2 separate regions of the Mus musculus genome follow, and region 1 is linked to region 2. Evidence: chromatin loops called from intact Hi-C (ENCODE). Cell type or tissue: heart. All regions are shown on one strand. Each heading gives the region's core, and the rest is flanking DNA. Links, peaks and the distances in the headings are about the cores only.

Region 1 (9,809 bases), core at 2,572-7,571, 61 kb before region 2:
AAAAAAAAAAAAAAATCAAACATACATTTAGCTTCCAAATGGAGGAAGGGCTACTGGAGGACTAGTGATGTCATTATCAATGGACTACCAGGCTGGAGGACAATTATGAGACCTGATCTATATTCCTGGAAGTGTCTGCCAGGCATAAAAAGAAGTCAGGAGGCAGCCAGTTAGACAACCCTGGGAGTTGGCAGTAAGCTTTGACATGAAGCTGGGATTCTAGGAGTCATTTGAGATGGTATTTATAGCCACGAGGCTGGTGGTGGAGACTCCCAGCCCCCGTACTGCCCTCAGCTGTCTGATTAGTGATTAGGTAATTACCATTGTTCTGGTCCTTCCAGCATCAGGCACAGGGAGGGCCTGGCGCTCTGTGCAGATCCACAGGAACTGAAGAGAGCTGCCCCTCTAGTTCTCTAACTTTCCCAACTCATCAGGACTCAGCCGCTGTGCAGGAGACCTGGGAGTCAGAACCACTGAGGTTAGTGGCCTCGATGAGCCCTCAGGAGAACCTTGCCCTCAGTGGGAGAAGGAAACCAAAGTTACCTCAGCTCCTCTCTCCAGCAATGGAAGATCTCCCAGAATCCTGACCGGCAAGCACTGTTCCCCTCACACAGCATTGCCATTAAAAGGAGGCTGTGAAGTTGGTTGTTTGCTCTGCAGGAATTGTGCTCTCAAGCTGAGTCCAGACAAGGCCTCTGCTTTCCTCCCCTTACCCTGAACAGCAGCATTTTGGAACACAGGCCTGAGTCACACAGGGCATGCACAGGGCCAGATGCCTCTGTAGTGACTCTGTTGTATTCAAGGGACCTGAGAGGATAGAAGGGGACGTTGGCTTCGCTAGCACAACTCTTAGCTCATGTCAGAGGTATGGGGCCTATTAGGAGCTCACATTTCTCAGTGTTCAGTGTGACTTTGCTGTGACACTGGAAGCTTAAGTTTCAGAATGTCCAAGCAGTCTCCATCTAAAGTCCCACACCTTGACTTTTTAATTGAGTATGTGCCTTTGCATGCATGTGTTTGCATGTGTGAGCACACATGCATGTGTTTTCATGTGTGAGCACATATGTGGTGGTCAGCTTAAAAGAAAGGCAGAGAATAATTGAAGACGCCTTCCTTCCATTGATCACTTTTATCACTGAGCCCAGCACTTTTATTTTTTAAGACAGGGTCTCAGGCTGGAGAGATGGCTCAGAGGTTAAGAGCACTGACTGCTCTTCCAAAGGTCCTGAGTTCAAATCCCAGCAACCACATGGTGTCTCAACCATCTGTAATGGGATCCCATCCCCTCTTCTGGTGTGTCTAAAGACAGCTAAAATGTACTTAAATATAATAAATAAATCTTTGAGAGAGAGACAGAGATAGAGACTCACATTGAACCTAAAGCTTATTAATTGAGTCTGCTAAACTGGCTGGCTAGCAAGCCCCAGATATCCTCCCAGACTGCCAGCACTAGAATTACCGAGTGTGCCTCCATCGAGTGTGGTCTGTCTTCTGATTGGGAAGGGCTGGGAGGCAGGAGAATGTTGATGACTGAGGGTCTGCTTTGACATTTCAAAAGCACACACCATCCGCAGTGAGATCTCTCCCTGCCTTGTGAATCAGATGGAAGCTCTTCCACCCGTTAGTTATTTAATTCATGTATTCACTTCATATCCTGATCGACACACACACACACCGTGCCCTCTTCACACAGTCCCTTCCCTTCCCTTCTCCTCTGGGAGGGTGGAGGTCCCCTGGGTGTCCTCCCACCTTGGCACATCAAGTCTTTGTAGGGCTAGGCGCATCTTCTCTCTCTGAGGCCAGACAAGGCAGCCCAACGGTTAGGGGAACAGGATCCGCAAACAGGCAGTAGCTTTAGGGACAGCCCCCACTCCAGCTGTTTGGAACCCAGATGAAGACTGCACTGCACATCTGTTACATATGTGTGGAGGACCTAGATCTAGTGTATGTTCTTTGGCTGGTGGTCCAATTTCTAAGAGGTCCCAGTGGTCCAGGTTAGTTAACTATGTTGGTCTCCCTCTTCTTGGCTTTTTTTTTTTTTTGGTTTTGGTTTTTGTTTTTTTGAGACAGGGATTCTCTGTATAGCCCTGGCTGTCCTGGAACTCACTCTGTAGACCAGGCTGGCCTCGAACTCAGAAATCCGCCTGCCTCTGTCTCCCGAGTGCTGATCCCTCTTCTTGTTAAACTCTTATTTTTGGGCCTTCAATCCTTCCCCCAACTCTTCCTTAAGACTCTCCAAGCTCCGAAAGTCTCTGCGTCTGTTTCAGTGAGCTGCTAGGTAGAGCCTCTCAGAGGACAGCTATGCTAGGCTGTCTGTAAGCATAACAGAGTATCGTTAATAGTGTCAGGGATTAGTGCTTGCCTGTGGGATGGGCTCAACTTGTGCCAGTCATTGGCCATTCCCTCAGTCTCTGCTCCATCTGTGTCCCGGGGCATCTTGTAAATAGGTTTTTTTTTTTTTTGGGGGGGGGTTGGTCTCCTTATCACCTCCACTAGGGGTACTGCCTGGCTACAGGAGGTGACCTCAAGTTCCATATCTTCTCATTTTTAGTTTGTTTGTTTTTTTGATTTTTTCGAGACAGGGTTTCTCTGTAGAGCCCTGGATGTCCTGGAACTCACTTTGTAGACCAGGCTGGCCTCGAACTCAGAAATCCACCTGCCTCTGCCTCCCGAGTGCTGGGATTAAAGGCGTGCGCCACCACACCCGGCTTCTCATTGTTAGGAGTCTCAGCTAAAGTCATCCCCATAGCTCCTGGAAGCTACCCCTATCCCAGGTCTCTGTCATCTCTCTCTGTTTTTTTTTTTTTTTTTTTTTTTTTTTTGAGACAGGGTTTCTCTGTGTATATCTCTTAGCTATTGCTCCAGTACCAGGACTGCCTGCCTGCTCCCATGCTACCCACCATAGCAGTCTTAGACTTACTCCCTGGAACTGAAAACGTCAATAAACTCTTTTGTAAGTTGCTTTGATCATGGTGCCTCTTTAGAGCAATAGAAAAATAACTGGGAAACACAGCTTTTATTAAGTTTTTATTTTATTTTTATTTGTTTTTTCAAGACATGGTTTCTCTGTGTAGTCCTGGCTGTCCTGGAGCTCACTCTGTAGACCAGGCTGGCCTTGACTCAGAAATCCACTTGCCTCTGCCTCCCAAGTACTGGGATTAAAGGCGTGCACCTACATGCCCGGCCCTTGTCATTATTTTTAAGGTTTAAAAAAAAAATGCATTGTCAAACCAAAAAAAAAAAAAGCCGAAGCCGGGCGCGTGGTAGTGCATGCCTTTAATCCCAGCATTTGGGAGGCAGAGGCAGGCGGATTTCTGAGTCAAGGCCAGCCTGGTCTACAGAGTGAGCTCCAGGACAGCCAGGGCTACACAGAAAAAACATGTCGGGGGGGGGGGCGGGGGGGGGGAAGCATTGTCGGCCTTGAAGTGGTGATATATCTCTGTTGTGTGTGTTCAAGGACTCAAACTCAGGTTGCCTGGCTTGCTTGGTTGGGGAATAAACACCCTTTACCACATTTTCAAGCCATCTCAAGCCCTTCCCTTCCCCTTCCTTCCATTTTTTTTTCTTCATTTGCTCAGGCTGGCCTTGAATTCTGATCTCCCTCCCTTTTCCAACTCCCAAAATTTGGGATTGCAGTCATGCACTTTTTTTGTTGGTGGTGGTGTCTTTGTTTTTTTCCAGGCTGGGTTTCTCAGTGTAACAGAACCCTGGCTGTCGTGGAACTCATTTTGTAGTCCAGGCTGGCCTCCAACTCACACAGATCTACCTAACCCCCAGCCCCCATCCCAGTGCGGGATTAAAGGTCCACTCCATCATGCCTGGCTTAATCATGCACTTTGTATACATGCCTTTTGTAATTAAAAAAAAAAAAAAAAAAAAAAAACAACCAAAAAACCTAACCTTTGTATTTTCTTTTTGTCAAACAGAAGGTTGGAGGCTCATGGGTAGAGGGCTTGTGTAGCACAGACAAGACCTTTGTTTCTATCTCCAGTCACCCAAAAAGTACTCTTGCCACATTTGGCTCACACCTGTAATTTCAGCACTCTGCCTCTTCCCTCTCCCTCTCTCTTGAGACAGGGTCTCACTATATAGTTCTGGTATGGATAGCTCTGGCTGTCCTGGACCTCACTATGTAGATCAGGCTAGCTTAAGAGATACACCTGCCTCTGCTTCCTGCGTGCTGTATGCCACCACCGCTCATTTCCTCCGATCTTAAGTGAGGCAGGAGAAAGAACTAGGTAGGCATAAGTGAACAGATAAGGGGTAACCGGATGGAGAGGGTATGCATTGGTGCTACTGGCACAGACATGGCACCGCACAGCCCACGTTCCTTATACAAATCCTGTCCAGACCCCTGATCATCAGTCTCTGTCGTTCCATAAGCTACACGCTAAGCCTGCAACCCAAGTAGCATTTCTGCTGGCAGGCCATGGTGACCAAAGCTTGCAGCTGAGTTCAGAGAGTAAGGGCCAAGCAGCCGGTCCGCCAGGACACTGCCGGAAAAGCGGAGGCCTGTCGTGGCCCGCAGCATTTTGGGAACATTCAACGCAGGCCCGTCATAGCCCGCAATATTTTGGGTACATTCCGGGCCTAATAGTCAGGATGCGAGGAAGCGCGGGCCAACAGTCTCAGACTCAGGGAAAACAGCTTGTAACGCTGTAGTTAAAGCCTAGGCGACACCGGGCCAGATGCTCGACTCCCCACGAACCACCAGCCAGCCGAGCACCCCCTTACAGGGCAGCGGCATAAACCAATCAGCGCCAGGAATGGCCAAATTTTTTTTTTTCCCCACCCATCCACCCAATTGAATGTTTCCTCTGAAAGGCGGTTCCGTCTAGGAGTCCTTCAGCCCAATGAGAGTTGTGGAAATTTCCAGAAAGAACAGGACCAATGGGTGCGGCCAGGCCAGCTACAATTGACGGACTAACCAACCAATCCGTGTCGTCAAGACCCGCTCCTCCCTCAGTTAGCCTAGCCCTGAAATAGGCGGGACTTGCCGCGGAGTGTCCAATCCGGAGGTGCAGAGGAGGCAGGGCTGAAGAGAAGACCCGTAAAAAACCAATGAAAGAGAAGTCACGATGATTGACTGAACTTTAAGCCTATAAAAGGGGCGAGCAGAGCCTCCTGGACGTGTTCAACCAGTGAGCAGGCGAGGAAGGGGCGGTAACCTGGGGGTCCCGGCAGCTTCTAGTAGGTTCCAGAAGGCGGCGCGTGCGGTTGGGAACGCGGAGCGGACGAATTCGATTCAACGGGGTTCCGGGCCAGGCTATGGAGCAGGTGAAGGGGGAGGGGCGGCCGGGGCCCCGGGGCAGCGCAGGCCTGTTGGCGGGGAGAAGCGAGTGGTTGGGGGGCCGGGTCGGGCGGCCGAGGCGCGGGCGTGAGAGCCGCGGTCGGGCGTGTGAGGGGAGAATGGCGAGCGCCCGTCGCCCCCGCGACCCGCCGAGTGGAGCGGGAACAGGCCTGGCCGCGGCCGGGCCCCGAAGCTTCTGGGGGCCGGGCCTCCTCAGCGCGGAGAGGCCCCTGTCGGCCGCTGCGAACTTGGAGGGATCCGGTGACCGATCACCCCAGCAGCCTTCGGGGTACACGGCATCTGTGTGCGCCCGGGAAAAGGACCCGCGCGACTGCAGAGAAGGCGGGCGCGGACAGTGTCACCAGGGCTCCCTGAGGCATACATATGTCGCCCCTCCCCCCACTTTTCGTAGTGACTGTGGGGTGACTGAGTATCCGACCCTTGGAAATTCCGTTCCCGATTACACAGGATTTAGTGGTTTTAGACAGTTGTGAGCCGATAGTGAGGAGCTAGAAGTCCCTGTCTCTACCGCTCAGCATCTGATCTGGGGCACAGAGGGAAACCTGCCGTCCTTACCTTGGTGATTTAGCTCAGGCTACAGTGGCCTGCATCTGAGGCCTGGAGAGGTTTTGTTACCTTGGAAGCTGTCATTGAACCGTTGTGATTCATCCAAACACACACATACAAAAAGAGCACAGCTTACTACTACTTTTACTGTGATGTATAAAGTAAAACCTTTTGTTCTGGAATAGTCACTGTGAGGGACCGTGGGGCCTCTCACCTTGTTAATAAGACTAAATGGAGAGGTTAATCAACTTTCTGTACCCTTGGAGTAATTAAACTGTAACTGCAGTACGGACAAGAGAGACGCTTTTTTGGTATGAGTAACACCTTGCTCTGTTACAACAAAAAGAGGTTGTTTTTCATTATCATTCATTCATTCATTGTGTGGCACTAGGGATCAAACACAGGGCCTGAATTTAGAGCTATGGTCTACCCCGTCCATCCTCCCCACCCTCCTCAGTGGGGAAAAATCCTGCCAGCCATTATACAAGTGTGCAAGTGTTCCTGTGGACTGCAAACTTACAGTAAGATGACAAATTTGAGCGTTGGGCTTAGAGATGGCTCAGTTGGTTCAGCGTTTGATGTCTAAGGATGAAGGCCTGGGTTCCGATTGCCTTTACCCACTAAATCGGTGAGGGGAGGGGAGACCCGAGCATCTCAGGCCTGTCTGTGAGCTCCAGATTCATTGAGATTCTGTCTCAGAGTAAGGTGGAGAGTGTTGGAGGAAGACCCTGACTTCCAATGTCTGCCCCATGCACTAGCATATACACAAATGCGTTTGAATATTGGAAATTGTACATTTGAGCCAGGTGGTGGTGGCATAAGTAAGCCTTTAATCCCAGCACTTGGGAGGCAGAGGCAGGTGGATTTCTGAGTTTGAGGAGAGCCTGGTCTACAGAGAGTTCCAGGACAGCTAGGGTTATACAGAGAAACCCTGTCTGGAAAATTGTACATTTGAAGAGTAGAATTCCAGGTAACTCCTACAGTGACACATAGTTTATATTTTAAGATTTAATTTTGCTAGGCATGATGGTGCACTCAATGAGGCAGAGGCAGGCTGATCTCTGAGTAAGTAAGTGGACCACCAGAGTTGTATAGTGAGACCCTGTCTTAAAAAATCCCAAAACATTATTTCTAATGCCCGGTGTGGTGGCACAGATCTTCAATCCCAACACTTGGAAGGCAGAGGCAGACAGATAGACAGCTTTGTCTATATAGTGGAGTTACAGGTCAGCTATAGCTACATAAAGAGATCCTAACTGCAAACAAAGACGAGGGGTTTTTTTTTGTTTGTTTGTTTGTTTTCAAGACAGGGTTTCTCTGTGTAGCCCTGGCTATCCTGGAAATAACTCTGTAGGCCACACTGGCCTTGAACTCAGAACTCTACCTGCCTCTGCCACCACTGCCCAGCTCAAAGATGAATATTTGTGTACTGTGTACTCTTTTTCTCCCTTGACCTTCCTGTAAAGGAATGTCATATTGGCAGTTTCCTGTCTGTTCCTTTATCTCTCCTGCATGTCATCCTCCTTTGCTGAGAATAGGGTCCGCTGCCTCTTCCTAAGTGTTGAGATTGCAGAGAAAAGCCAGCTTACATGTGCATTGGGACCTCTGTTCTGTGAAAGTTTCTAATTGGTGTACCTTGGGATTCTAAACGCATTTGCAAGAAGTACATTCTATGTCAGTCTTCTGAATCATGAGTAGATGATCATTCCATAATAGGTGCTGTAATAATTTCACTACAGCAATCTCCTTCTTCCACCTCATAAATCCTGAAATAATAGGTATATGCCACTGTGCTTGGTGCTGGGGTCCAACCTGGTGCTTGGGCTATCAAGTGAGCTACATGCCCATCCCAATAACATAAGTAACATCCTACTCATGTTCACTCTATTCTTGGCTTTAAAAGGGAGCGGTGAGTCTGTGGTAGTTTTAATCCGAGCACTTGGGTGGCAGAAGCAGGCAGATCCCTGAGTTCAAGGACAGCCAGGGCTATGCAGAAACCCGTCTTGGAAAATCTGCGGTGGTGGTGGTGGTGCTGTGAAGCTGTTTTTCCATAGGTACCTTATGTCCGGTTGTTTGAGTTGTTTGTTGTTTTTTCCTTTGGAGATTTGAGTTTTTATGTAGCCCTAGGTATCCTGGAACTCAGATTGTGTGCCTCTGCCTCCCAAGGCATAGGCTACTACTGCTCTGCAGTGTGACGTTCTTGACCTTCTGTAGGTCAACAGAGCTAAGAAAAACCCTTTACACACACACACACACAGATAATGAAAAGAAAAGCAACTAGACCTCTAATCTCAGCTAGTGGGAGATCAGAACAGGAAGATCTCATCTCATGTTCAAGGCTAGCCTTCTAAATTCAACTGAGACCCTATCACAAAGTGTTAAAAAGGGGAGGGGGCAAAAGACTAGGGGTGTGGCTTTGACTATGGGAAAGGAAAGTCAGTACTCTTAGACAAAGTCTCTTTCACTTTTTTAAAAGATTTATTTATTTACTATATGTAAGTACACTGTAGCTGTCTTCAGACACACCAGAAGTGGGCATCAGATCTCATTACGGATGGTTGTGAGCCACCATGTGGTTGCTGGGATTTGAACTCAACCTTCAGACGAGCAGTCAGTTCTTTTAACCACTAAGCCATCTCTCCAGCCCAAGCCTCCTTTACTTTATGAAGCTTCTTGGAAATGGAGAGAATGGGATTAGATGATATTTGTCTTCATCCTCTTACCCACTTCCTGATAACATCATGAGTGGATGGGGACTAACATTGGTGGGGACTAACTCTACCCTTAAGGGTCAGCACAGTAAGTACTTTTTGGCTCTTGCTGATAATGGGAAATGGCAGTAGAGCCACAATGAGCATGGAAGAACAGGATCCTCTTATTCTGAAGCTTCTAGGACTTAAGGGCATGATGGGCGAATGCAGGTGTGCACATATGGCTGTTAGAGGTTAACTTGGTGGGGTTGGTTCTTTTTCATCCTTTGCTGTCCAGTATCTAACTTAGATTGTCAGGCCTGAGGGTTTTTTGTTTGTTTGTTTTTCTTCTTTGTTTTGTTTTAATATTTATTTACTATTTATTTTTATATGTAAGTACACTGTAGCTGTCTTCAGGCACACTAGGAGAGGGCGTCAGATGTCATTAAGGATGGTTTTAAGCCACCATGTGGTTGCTGGGATTTAAACTCAGGATCTTTGGAAGAGCAGTCAGTGCTCTTACCCGCTGAGCCATCTCTCCAGCCCCTTTTTTTTTTTTTTTTTTTTTAAATCACACTGAGACATTTAATTAGGGCCCTGTTTCTATATAACTTGGAACTCAGATTCCTTCAGCCTGAGCCTTCTGAGTACTGGGAGTGTAGGTGTGTGCCACCATGTGTCCGGTCAGTCATGTATCTGAGCATGCCTCTGCTTTGTTTTTGTTTTTCTCTCTGCTAGTTTCTAGAGGTGTAGAAGAACATGGATAGATTAGCATTTTTCTCTTATTGATCAGTAGCAGCCAACTAGCTGATACTTTGGAAGAATAAGTAAAATCTAACACCCTAGGGGAGAGAAATCAGTTCTGTAGGGTGAAGCTGTATTGATGCCTGCCTTTCCTCCTCAGGTGAATGAGCTAAAGGAGAAGGGCAATAAGGCCCTGAGTGCTGGGAACATTGATGATGCCTTACAGTGCTACTCTGAGGCAATTAAACTAGATCCCCAGAACCATGTGCTCTACAGCAATCGCTCTGCAGCCTACGCCAAGAAAGGAGACTACCAGAAGGCCTATGAGGACGGCTGCAAGACTGTTGACCTGAAGCCTGACTGGGGCAAGGTAAGCTGAAGAGTTCTGCTCTGTACAGTTTCCTAAGGATCTTGTCTGTAGTTCCTAATTAGTAGGTCCTCCTGTCCTGACTATAGGTTGCTCCTTTTGGCCGGCCAGCCTACCCTGGCACCCCTTGAAGGGAACACTTACTTCAAGT
Region 2 (9,809 bases), core at 2,660-7,659:
TAGAGCGCTTACCTAGCATCCAAAAAACTTTCTGTTTGATCTTCACCAAATGGGACAGGTAAGATAGCACTTAGAAGTTCAAGGGCACTCCTTGGTGACATGGTGAGTTTGGCTCACACGAGTACATAGAGGCTGGAGGTATGGCTTGGTGGTGAAGAGTATTTTCTGCTCTCGCAGAGGATCCAGGTTTATTTTCCGGCACCCACACAGTGGCGCATAACCACTCATAACTCTAGTTCCAGAATAGCTAATGCCTTCTGGCTTCTGCAGAGACCAGGCATACATGCAGTGCACATACATGCATCATGTATATACTTAATTTAAAAGATGTCACTGGTAATTAGATAAATAAGTGGGGGCTGGAGAAATGGCCTGGCTGGGAAAGTATCTACTATTCAAGCATGAAGACTGGGTAGGAGCGCGATGCATTGTAACCTATTATTGCAAGAGCAGGCAGGGACAAAAGGAACCCCAGAGTTTGTTGGCCAGCCATTGAAGCAGAATCAATTAGCTTCACATATAGTGAGTGACTCAGTCTCAAAAGATAAAAGGTGGCGCGGGATGGAGAGAGCTGGCTCACAGAGGTTGCTGGTCCTGGAGAACACACTTGGTTGAAGGCTGCAGTGCCAGTTGTGGTGACCAGACGCCCTCCTCCAGCCTCTTCAGGCCTATATACAATGTGCTTATACAGCCAGACATACACACACCTAAATAAAAATAGCAAAATACGTTTTTGTTTGGTTGGTTTTGTTTTTGAGACAGTGTCCCTCTACATGGCCCTGGCTGTCCTGGAACTCACTATGTAGACCAGCCTGGCCTTGAACTCACAGAGATCTGCTTGCCTTTGCCTCCTTATGCCTGGCATAAAAAGGATAAAGATGGAGAATGATTAAGCCACCAGTACCTAAAATGCACACACATTCACATGAGCACAGGCCAATCCCTTCACCACAACTTTTTTTTTTTAAAGATTTATTTATTATATGTAAGTACACTGTAGCTGTCTTCAGACACCCCAGAAGAGGGCATCAGATCTCATTATGGATGGTTGTGAGCCATCATGTGGTTGCTGGGATTTGAACTCTGGACCTTCGGAAGAGCAGTCAGTGCTCTTAACCGCTAAGCCATCTCTCCAGCCCCCTTCGCCACAATTTTTAAAAGAAGTTACTTATTTCATATGCAGGTAAAAACCACTGGCATTTTACCTGTATGTACATCTGTGTGAGGGGGCCAGATCCCTTGGAACTAGGTTATAGGCAGTTGTGAGCTGCCATGTGGGTGCTGGGAACTGAATCTGAGTCATCTGGGAGAGCAGCCAGTGCTCTTAACCACTGAGCCATCTCTCCAGCCCATGTAACAAAAATTTAAAAATAAAAATTAGTAATCTAAAAGAAGAGCTTGGGGTGAAGCTCCAGCCAGCACTGACACCCCTTTTCCACTCCCCAGGTGCCGGAAGCCGCGAAAGTGACAAGCTGCTTTCCAGACTCCACGGGCCCGGCTGCTTTTATGGCCCTGCTTCACAGGGAGAAGAGTGGAGCACAGGCGAACCTCCTCAGTCTGGGAGGTCACTGCCCCAGGACCTGGACCTTTTAGAGAGCTCTCTCGCCATCTTTTATCTCCCAGAGCTGCCATCTAACAATTGTCAAGGAACCTCATGTCTCACCTCAGGGGCCAGGGTACTCTCTCACTTAACCACCCTGGTCAAGTGAGCATCTTCTGGCTGGCTGTCTCCCCTCACTATGAAAACCCCAAACTTCTACCAATAACGGGATTTGGGTTCTGTTATGATAACTGTGACACACACACACACTCACACTCTGATAAAAGAGATGGAAGACACTATGGCTGCTTCTGTCATTGTTTGCTACTCTCCAGGCTGGCCAGCTTGGGCAGGAAAGCGCAACACAGCATCATTTCAGTTTTGCTTCCTATCTTACTGTGCCAGTGTGCCCAACCCCGACAGCAGTTCCCAGGTAAAGCCACAACCACAGATTGTTACAAAAAGTCCTTGCCTCCTGCTCACCACAAGGATTCTGACTACCCTGGCCAGAAATTAAGGAGACCTAGACCATAAGAACTGCTTCCCAGATTCACATGGCAAGAATAGATAATTGCCACCAAACGGAACCCTCTTGGCTCTCAACTAGTGTGAGGTTTTTTTTTTTGTTTTTGTTTTTAATATATATAATAATATATATATATAATAGGAGGTATCACCCACTTTCTCTGTTGAGTATACACTTGCAATATTGTTCCTTGTGGCTGCCCCTTTCATGCCTCAATCCTGCCTTCATATGACTGGAAAGCCTTTTTTTTTTCTTTCTTTTTTTCAAGACAGGGTTTCTCTGTATAGCCCTGGCTGTCCTGGAACTCACTCTGTAGACCAGGCTGGTCTGGATTTTGAACTCAGAAATCCACCTGCCTCTGCCTCCCAAGTGCTGGGATTAAAGGCATGCGCCACTAATGCCCGACTGGAAAGCCTTTTTAAAGAAACACACCCAGAGTCTTCTCCACCTACAATCCCTGGCATCCCAGGATTCATCAGCTGCTGTTTGAGATTCCTAACCTACTTGGTCCAGGCTCAGTGTCTACCCTTCTCCACTGTCCTGGGTAGTGTGGGAAGGCTAGCGAAGCACCAAGGCTTTGGCCTGCTACAGAACATTCAGGGACAGAAGTAACTGAAAGTAGCCGCCCTAATGAAGGGACTGACACTGAGGTCATGATCTTGGTGGTATCAAAGCAGGAGTAGGGTAAACTAAAGAATTCCTCAAGATGATGATCATCACATAATTACTTACCCATCCATGAGAGTCTCACATAGCCTGCATGACCTTAAACTTCCTGGCTTCATACATGTTTGGCAAATATTACTGATTTACTGCATCTTCAGCCCTGATGCTGCTTTTGAACTTTCTCTTTTAAGAAAATGTCTCCTGTATCCTAGGCTGACTCAGAATTCTTCATGTAGCTGGAATGTCCTTGAATTTCTGATCCCTCTATATCTACCTCTAGAGTGTTGACATTACAGTCATGGGACAGCACACCATTTTTTATCATGTTTAAATAACTTTCTCAGCAGTGATATTGGTGATCATGCTCTGGCTCAGTGAAGGTTAGGATTTGAGAGCTAAACATTCAGAACCCACTAAGCTTCATCAGATATGCAGTATGCTTCTCTTGGGGTCAACATCATGATTATCTTCCATTGGTATCTGAATAAATGGTCTTAGCAGGGCAAACGGCCTAAGACGGGTATGAAATCACTAGACTCCATAGCCTAACTCAGGTTTGGCTTCCTCTAAATTTCAGGATCTTTAGGTTAGAGAATGTGTCTCCTGGGCAGTGAATGATAGACCTGGCCCAGGAGACGTTTGTTCACCCACAGATGAGACTTGACACTGTAGACCACAAGATGAAAGGGGTCCGCATAGCTCAGGGCCATGTGGTATGGGTGTCATAGAGCGCACCACCAAAAGAACGAACTTAGTCAAGGTCACGCAGCCAGCCAAGAAATGAAAGAACTAAGATTCAAATCCGGGTTGTCGCTCCGAACCCCTAGCCTCTTCCCACAACAACTACCCAAAGGCGTGCCGGTCAGGAAGTCAGCACGGTGCCTGCTAGAACCCCTCCAGGCGCGTGCAGTCATACTTGCTTGACCATGTCACCTTGGCTGGAACTGCCTTCTGTCTCTCGGACACAACTTTTGCCAAACTAGACCCGGAATCTGAACCCCGGAAGTGACGTTGTCACGCAGTCACTCAGGAGGCAGGGCCAAATGAGAAGCCCCGCCCATAGATGCAGCAGCGGGTTTTGGACGGTCCAATGAGGGCGGGCAGCGTGTCCCGCCCTGTAGCGACGAAGACGCGCCTGCGCAGAAGTGACAGCACGAGCGGGATTGGCTCCGGGGGCGCGGCGAGGAGGTGAGCGGGGGGCCACAGCCCAGGCTGGGGGATCCGGGTGCAGGAGGGCAACCTGGGGCAGGCCGGCCTGAAGCGGGCCGGAGTCCGCGTGCCAGCCAGGGGCAGCAAACGAAGGAATTGGGGCTGGGGTCCGGCCTCTGGCAATGCCGCAGGGGGCGGGCTCTCACGCCGTACGGGGCGGAGCCCTGGGGCTCGGGGCGGGGCGCGGAACAGCGGTGGGAGGGACAACGGAGCCAGTGCGAGTTGAGGGCGGAACCCAGTGGCCCATAGCTGGAGTAGGAGGCGTGGGGGGCGGGGCTTGGGGTTTAGAGGAGGAGCTGGAGCAGGTGGAAAGTGGAGCCTTTGGCTCGGAGACAGAGGGCGTGAGATCCCAGTCGTTGGAGGTGGGACTTCAGTCAGTGAGTGGCGTGGCCCCTCTGCTGGAGACTAGGTCTAACATTGCGGAGGGTGGAGCTGCAGGTCAGGGGGCGGAGCTTCACGCCGTAAAGGGTGGGGCCAAGGAGCCTTGCGCAGAGCTAAGCTTGAGCTATGGCCGGGGGCGTCCACGCGGGGGCGGTCTCCGTGGTGGCCGCGCCTGGGGTCGCGGTAGACCGAGAACTCCCCCTGGAGAGGTGGTGTGGGTGGAGCGAGCTCGGCGCCCTGCTGACTCTGAGCCAGTTTGGGTTCCCCGGAGGCCCCCAAGAGCTCAGAGTTGGGGAGGTGCCCCTGGTGGAGGAGGCACGGGGCCGGACTGGGGGGTGCCCCCGGAGGACCGGGGCTCCTCAGAGCCACCTAGTGGAGATGTGTGGGTGCCTCGGGGCCGAACACCTGCAGCAGCCGCAGATGTGTGGGTGTGCTGGACAGGGGGCAGCTGGGTGTGGCGGGAGTGGGGTCGTCCAGTCGGGACAAATCCGGTGCAATCAGATAGGGTTTGGACTTTGCGTAAAGGGGCTAGCGGGAACTGAAGAACGGAGATGGGGACTGGGAGGGAGAGAAGGTCAGGTAGTGAGCAAAGGGAGGGGGCACTGGCTGCTGTGGCCTCCCCTGACCCCCTCCCCTCGCTGCTGGGGTCCTCGGTCAAGCCCCCTTCTCACTGGACTGGTAAGTGTGGCTACAGAGCCCAGGGGAGGGGGTGGTGACCCAGGACTGTGGGATTCCCCAGAAACAGGCAAGATATAATGGGGAGTTGGCGTCCTCCTGATACAGACTGAAGACGTCCCATGACTCCACCCCCCAGTTTTTTGGTTGGGGGTGGGGTGGCCTTTGCCTACAGAGACATGAGGCTGAGCTGGATCCTGACAATACTGTCCATTTGCCTGAGTGCCCTGGCAGCAGCCACGGGGGCCGAAGGCAAACGGAAGCTGCAGATTGGAGTGAAGAAACGTGTGGACCACTGTCCTATCAAGTCTAGAAAGGGAGATGTCTTACACATGCACTACACGGTAAGTGTCAGAGTGGAGCAGCCTCTGGGGCTTTGGCAGGTTTCAGGACCTGAAAGGACTTTGGCATCTGTTTTTTCTCAGCTAGGTAGATAACCTCAAACACATCTATCCCCCTTTGACCTCTAAGCTCCTTCCCACGATTCTATCTTGCTTTTCAGTTTACTCAGCTAGATATCAGCATCCAAATTAACACACATGAGCTACCCAAGGCATTGGCCCTGGGGCTGTGGTGGGGAGACTAGCTGGGTGGAAGGGTTGTGGACTTGTCACCTCTCCTTACTAGTTTTCCCATGGTCTCACAGGGAAAGCTAGAAGATGGGACGGAGTTTGACAGCAGCCTACCACAGAACCAGCCCTTTGTTTTCTCCCTTGGCACTGGCCAGGTTATCAAGGGCTGGGACCAGGGGCTGCTGGGGTAAGTCTGGTCTGGGGTACATGTTGTAGTGAGTGATCCAGCAAGCGAGCTGTGGGAGGAAGGCCCAGCTGTGGGACAGGGGTCTGGGCGCTTCATGTGCTAAGCATGTGTCATCCTGCAGGATGTGTGAAGGGGAAAAGCGGAAGTTGGTGATCCCATCCGAGCTGGGTAAGAGGCCCTTGGGGTTGGGAGGTAATGGGGAGAGGGCTTAGATGTGCCTAAGGATGAATTAAAGTTTCACTGGTCCCCACTCCATTTAGTCATGGCAGCATATACGCCACTTTCAAGTCTGGCTTGTGTTCAGCAGCCAGGATTGAGGAAAGCTCGCGCTAGCTGAGCTGGTGACAACTGCAGAGCAGTAGAGAGTGACAATTGTAGATCGCTCAGTGCCAGACTTTTGGTGTTCTCACCCTCTCCTGTCACCCCTGCAAACCCCCCCCCCCCCATCCTTTATGTGGGCTAGAAGGGAGCCTGGCCACAACTTAACTCTTTGTCTTTGTGCTTTTGACAGGGTATGGAGAGCGGGGAGCCCCCCCAAAGATCCCAGGTAATACCCTTACCACCCTCAGCCCGTCACTCTCCCAGCGTCCCAGGTCCCAGTCTGATGGCACTTCTCTCTCCAGGTGGAGCAACCCTGGTGTTTGAGGTGGAGCTGCTCAAGATTGAGAGACGCTCAGAACTGTAGCAGGCTGCAGAGGGCTAGGAGGCCCCCCCGTCAGGGACCAGAACTGTAGCAGGCTGCAGAGGGCTAGGAGGCCCCCATCAGGGACCAGACTGTTTAAAAACAAAAACAAACAAAAAAACCTTTAAAACCCCCAAGAGTGAGTCTGTATTTCTTTGTGGATCCTAAGGAACTTAGATTAGTACCTTAGCATCAGTGTTAGGGCAGGGCACTGGTGTAACGTGAATGGGTTGGTCCCCAAGTTGAACCCCCAGCATGGGGGAAGGGAAAATAAAACCAGCTTCAATCTCATATCATATCTTCCCTGATAATTGCAGAGCGTTGAGGTTTAGCCTCAACAGCCTAGAGACCTTACCCAGTGCGGATAAAAACTCTGAAGACTGTAGGTAGCAACACTGCTCCCCAGCTGCTTGGAATAGCAATCTGGGAGTCAGCCTGAGTTATCACCATGGCTACATGGGCTCCAAGAAGGCCCAGGATCACCTGGGGAGTAGACGAGCTGGTGACAATTGTAGAGCAGTGTGTCCCCCGTAAAAGACCAGCCAAGCCTGTTAGCTGCTCCAAAGGCTGTATCCTAGCTTTATTTTTAAAGGGCCTGCGCCGCAGAGTCAATATAAAAACACAAAAAGTCCCGTCAGTTTAATAACAATAAAAAACCCCAAAAGTGGAAAACTGAGGGCAAGGGAAATGACCCCTAGGCAGGGGCACGGGGATCCCTGCTCATGGCACCAGGCCTGGCTGCAGGGTCCCCCGGTATTGCTGTTGCTACGAGGTTGGGGGGCAGCGATTGTCCTGTGGGAGCCACGGCCGTCTGAGTCAGGACCCTCATTTCTTCTGGGGTGTGCTCAGCTTCTGCATGCCCCGGATCTTGTCCAGCAGGCCAGAGATGAAGGCCTAGATAGGAGGGGGCTGTTAGAGAGGCCAGGATCCCGATGATAAGCTGCACACATACACACCCACCCTAAGGGCAAGGAGAATAGCTTACCTCAGTGGGTTTGTAACAGTCAACTAACAGCTCCTGGCAAGGGAGAACACAGCACATAGTGACTTCTTGAGGACAGGGGCTCTCAGTTCACCTATACCCTCCCCAGGGACTGAGGCCACTTAGGAACATAGCTAAGTTAAGTTCCGTGAGCCTTATTTTTCCAGAGGCAGATGACCCAAACCAAAGAAGGTATGGCCCTAGGGCCAAGCCTCCCCAAGGGGCCGTGTCTCCAGACAACCCTCCACTAGGTGACCTCAGCTTACCTTGACCCTAGCAGCCCGGGTATCATCACTCTCCATGTCTAAAAGTTCATCCACATCTATCTCGAGCTCCGGGATCTCCTCCTCCTGGGGTAGAGGCGGGGAGAAGCACAGACAAGTGTCTCAGCCAGGAGAGGGTGTGGAGAGGGCTCCCTGCCTCACTCAAAACCAGCCCAGCCCTCCTTGCCCAGCAAAGACAGCTGCTCTGGGAAGGAAAACAGATCAGGTCTGTGCCAAGGCAAATTGCCCAATGAGGGGGAACTTCCTGTCCCTGCCAGTGGGCACCAGGGGCGCCAGACAGACAGGGCTGGGGACCTTGGGCTTTGAACCTAGCAGATGTGCCTTCTCAGCATCCGGGACCTCCGGCTCACCAGAGCACTGGTGGGCCAGCTGTCCTAGTTCATCACAGCCCTCCCCTCCCCCAAACACCTGTCACAGCTTCCTGGGGGGGGGGGGAGGAAGTGAGGGTGAGGGGTCAGTGTGAAAGACCCATGCTTGATAAAGGGGAAACAAAGAGCCCATGCTTTGAGGAGAAAGGGGTACACCCCCCTCCCCAAGGGTACAGCTATCACACTTGGAGCCAGCTGCATTCCAGGGCTGGGCTAGGGTAGGCATTAGAGGGCAGGCCCACTCCTCCACCCTACCCCTGGGGGCCTGAGTCACCATCTGAACAAGCAAGGAACATGGGGTGGAGAACCAGAGCTGGGAGAGCTGGTTAACCTGTCTCTGTAGACAGAATGGCAGGCTAGCCCACAACAACTCCTCAGATCCTTTGTAACACTTGAGACAGTTAAACTAGTACCTTTCAACTAGTGTCGATGCTAGCCCAGACTAGACTAGACCTTTCACTGTTAGCCCAAGCTAGACCCCTGCCTCCAGCAGGCTATCTAGTTCTTCTAGACTCGGCGAGGACACTATGCTTAACCTGAGGCAGTACCACGAAGGACGCAAGGTCCCGGGCAGCGGAGAAAGCTAGAGTGTCTTAGGTCAGGCAAGAAAGAGCGCACACTCACTGGGAGCGGCGAGTGCAAGACCGGTGGCTTGGCAGCAGAGCTCCCATTGACTCTGGAGACAGACCGACTTAGGGCCGATTTTAGGGTATCCGCGCGGGGTGGGGAGCACACCTGGCAGTCGTAGAGTCGCGTGAGCTGTTCTAAAATCCACTCCTCCAGGTTGAGGCGCTTCCGTAGCTCCTTGCGGTCGTACTTGACGGTGACCTTCCCTTGCCGTCTCACCGGGCCATCGTCATCAGCGCCCCCCGGGCCTTCGCCTGCGGCCCCAGGGGGACTCTGGAAGTAGACTCGGGGCCCTGTGCTGCCACTGCCCGGCCCGGGGGCCGGGGCAGCTAACGCCGCGCCCCCCGCGGGGCCGCTGTCCGCCATGGCGGCCGCCGGGGCCACGTGCGCGCTCGGGCCCCTCCCTGCGCCGCCGCCTCCCGGACGCCCGCCGGCTGGCTCCCGGCCGCTGGCTCCGGTTAGCTCGCGGGCTCCGTTCCGCGCAGCTCCGCGGCGAGGGCGGCGGCGGGGGCGCCCGGGGGCAGCTGCAGCATGCGGAGCCCCCGGGCTTGGCCTGGCCGCGCCCCGCCCCCTCCCCACCGATCCGCCCGCCCTTTGTCCCCCGCGGCCGCCGCCCGAGCCGCCGCCGCTGCCGCTTTCTCTGTCTTGCTCTCTTCCCCCGCCCCCCGACCACACCCCCTTAAAGGGCCAGCCCCGCTTCAGGCCCCCTCTCCCCAACCCCGCCTCCTGAAAGGGGATAGGGGAGGATCTACTTTGCCGGGTTTGGGGACTGTCTGTCCGGTTTCCTATAACTTAACCTCTGGCCTCAAACCTAGACTTCTAGGTGTCGGATGCCTGGATCTTCACGCCACTAGGACCATAGTCCTCTTCTGACCCTGTTTCATTCTGTCACTAAGGTAGAAACAGACAGTCTAGGCATGAGACGGTGTGGGCGCAGATGCGGTGAGGAACGTGCGGGACCCTTGGTCATCAAGGGGCGAGAGAACTTCCGCGCATGGGTCGACACGTGGACAGGGCTTCCGGGGATCGGAGGTGTAAAGGGGTCCAGGCACTGCCCAGGTGCCGGCCGGGATGCCCTACTTGGTCTGGTCTCACGCCCCTCAAGGAAGA

What was found. Hi-C counts contacts between places; a loop is a spot of excess contacts. Peaks named below come from ENCODE experiments on the same cell type or tissue, not always from the same donor. Only the 100,000 strongest peaks of a DNase experiment are listed, where the experiment ranks them.
Region 1: it touches region 2 in a loop (3-fold over the local background); 6 of 42 quality-filtered maps call a loop at or near these places.

The regions. Positions count from the first base shown.
Region 1 is chr19:7,035,348-7,045,156 of GRCm38, reverse strand. Stip1 (stress-induced phosphoprotein 1) reads left to right here and starts at 5,131. Exons shown (of 14, transcript NM_016737.2): 1 at 5,131-5,277; 2 at 9,452-9,661. The coding sequence starts at 5,269. In heart, for the core only: a CTCF peak has its summit at 5,204; a DNase peak (open chromatin) is centred at 5,006; H3K4me3 peaks cover 2,910 bases; H3K27ac peaks cover 2,392 bases.
Region 2 is chr19:6,974,505-6,984,313 of GRCm38, reverse strand. Ppp1r14b (protein phosphatase 1, regulatory inhibitor subunit 14B) reads right to left here and starts at 9,266. Exons shown (of 4, transcript NM_008889.2): 1 at 8,808-9,266; 2 at 7,687-7,770; 3 at 7,424-7,456; 4 at 6,990-7,332. The coding sequence starts at 9,065. The coding sequence ends at 7,264. Fkbp2 (FK506 binding protein 2) reads left to right here and starts at 3,850. Exons shown (of 6, transcript NM_001166368.2): 1 at 3,850-3,920; 2 at 5,173-5,341; 3 at 5,644-5,756; 4 at 5,878-5,924; 5 at 6,268-6,303; 6 at 6,380-6,577. The coding sequence starts at 5,177. The coding sequence ends at 6,441. LOC114841036 (Uncharacterized protein LOC114841036) reads left to right here and starts at 3,874. Exons shown (of 6, transcript NM_001370419.1): 1 at 3,874-5,000; 2 at 5,173-5,341; 3 at 5,644-5,756; 4 at 5,878-5,924; 5 at 6,268-6,303; 6 at 6,380-6,729. The coding sequence starts at 4,064. The coding sequence ends at 4,864. Vegfb (vascular endothelial growth factor B) reads left to right here. Exons shown (of 7, transcript NM_001185164.1): 7 at 1,447-1,842. The coding sequence ends at 1,468. It also overlaps a transcript of Plcb3 not described here. In heart, for the core only: a CTCF peak has its summit at 4,564; DNase peaks (open chromatin) are centred at 3,823, 4,263, 6,103, 6,143 and 2 weaker places; H3K4me3 peaks cover 4,818 bases; H3K27ac peaks cover 3,993 bases.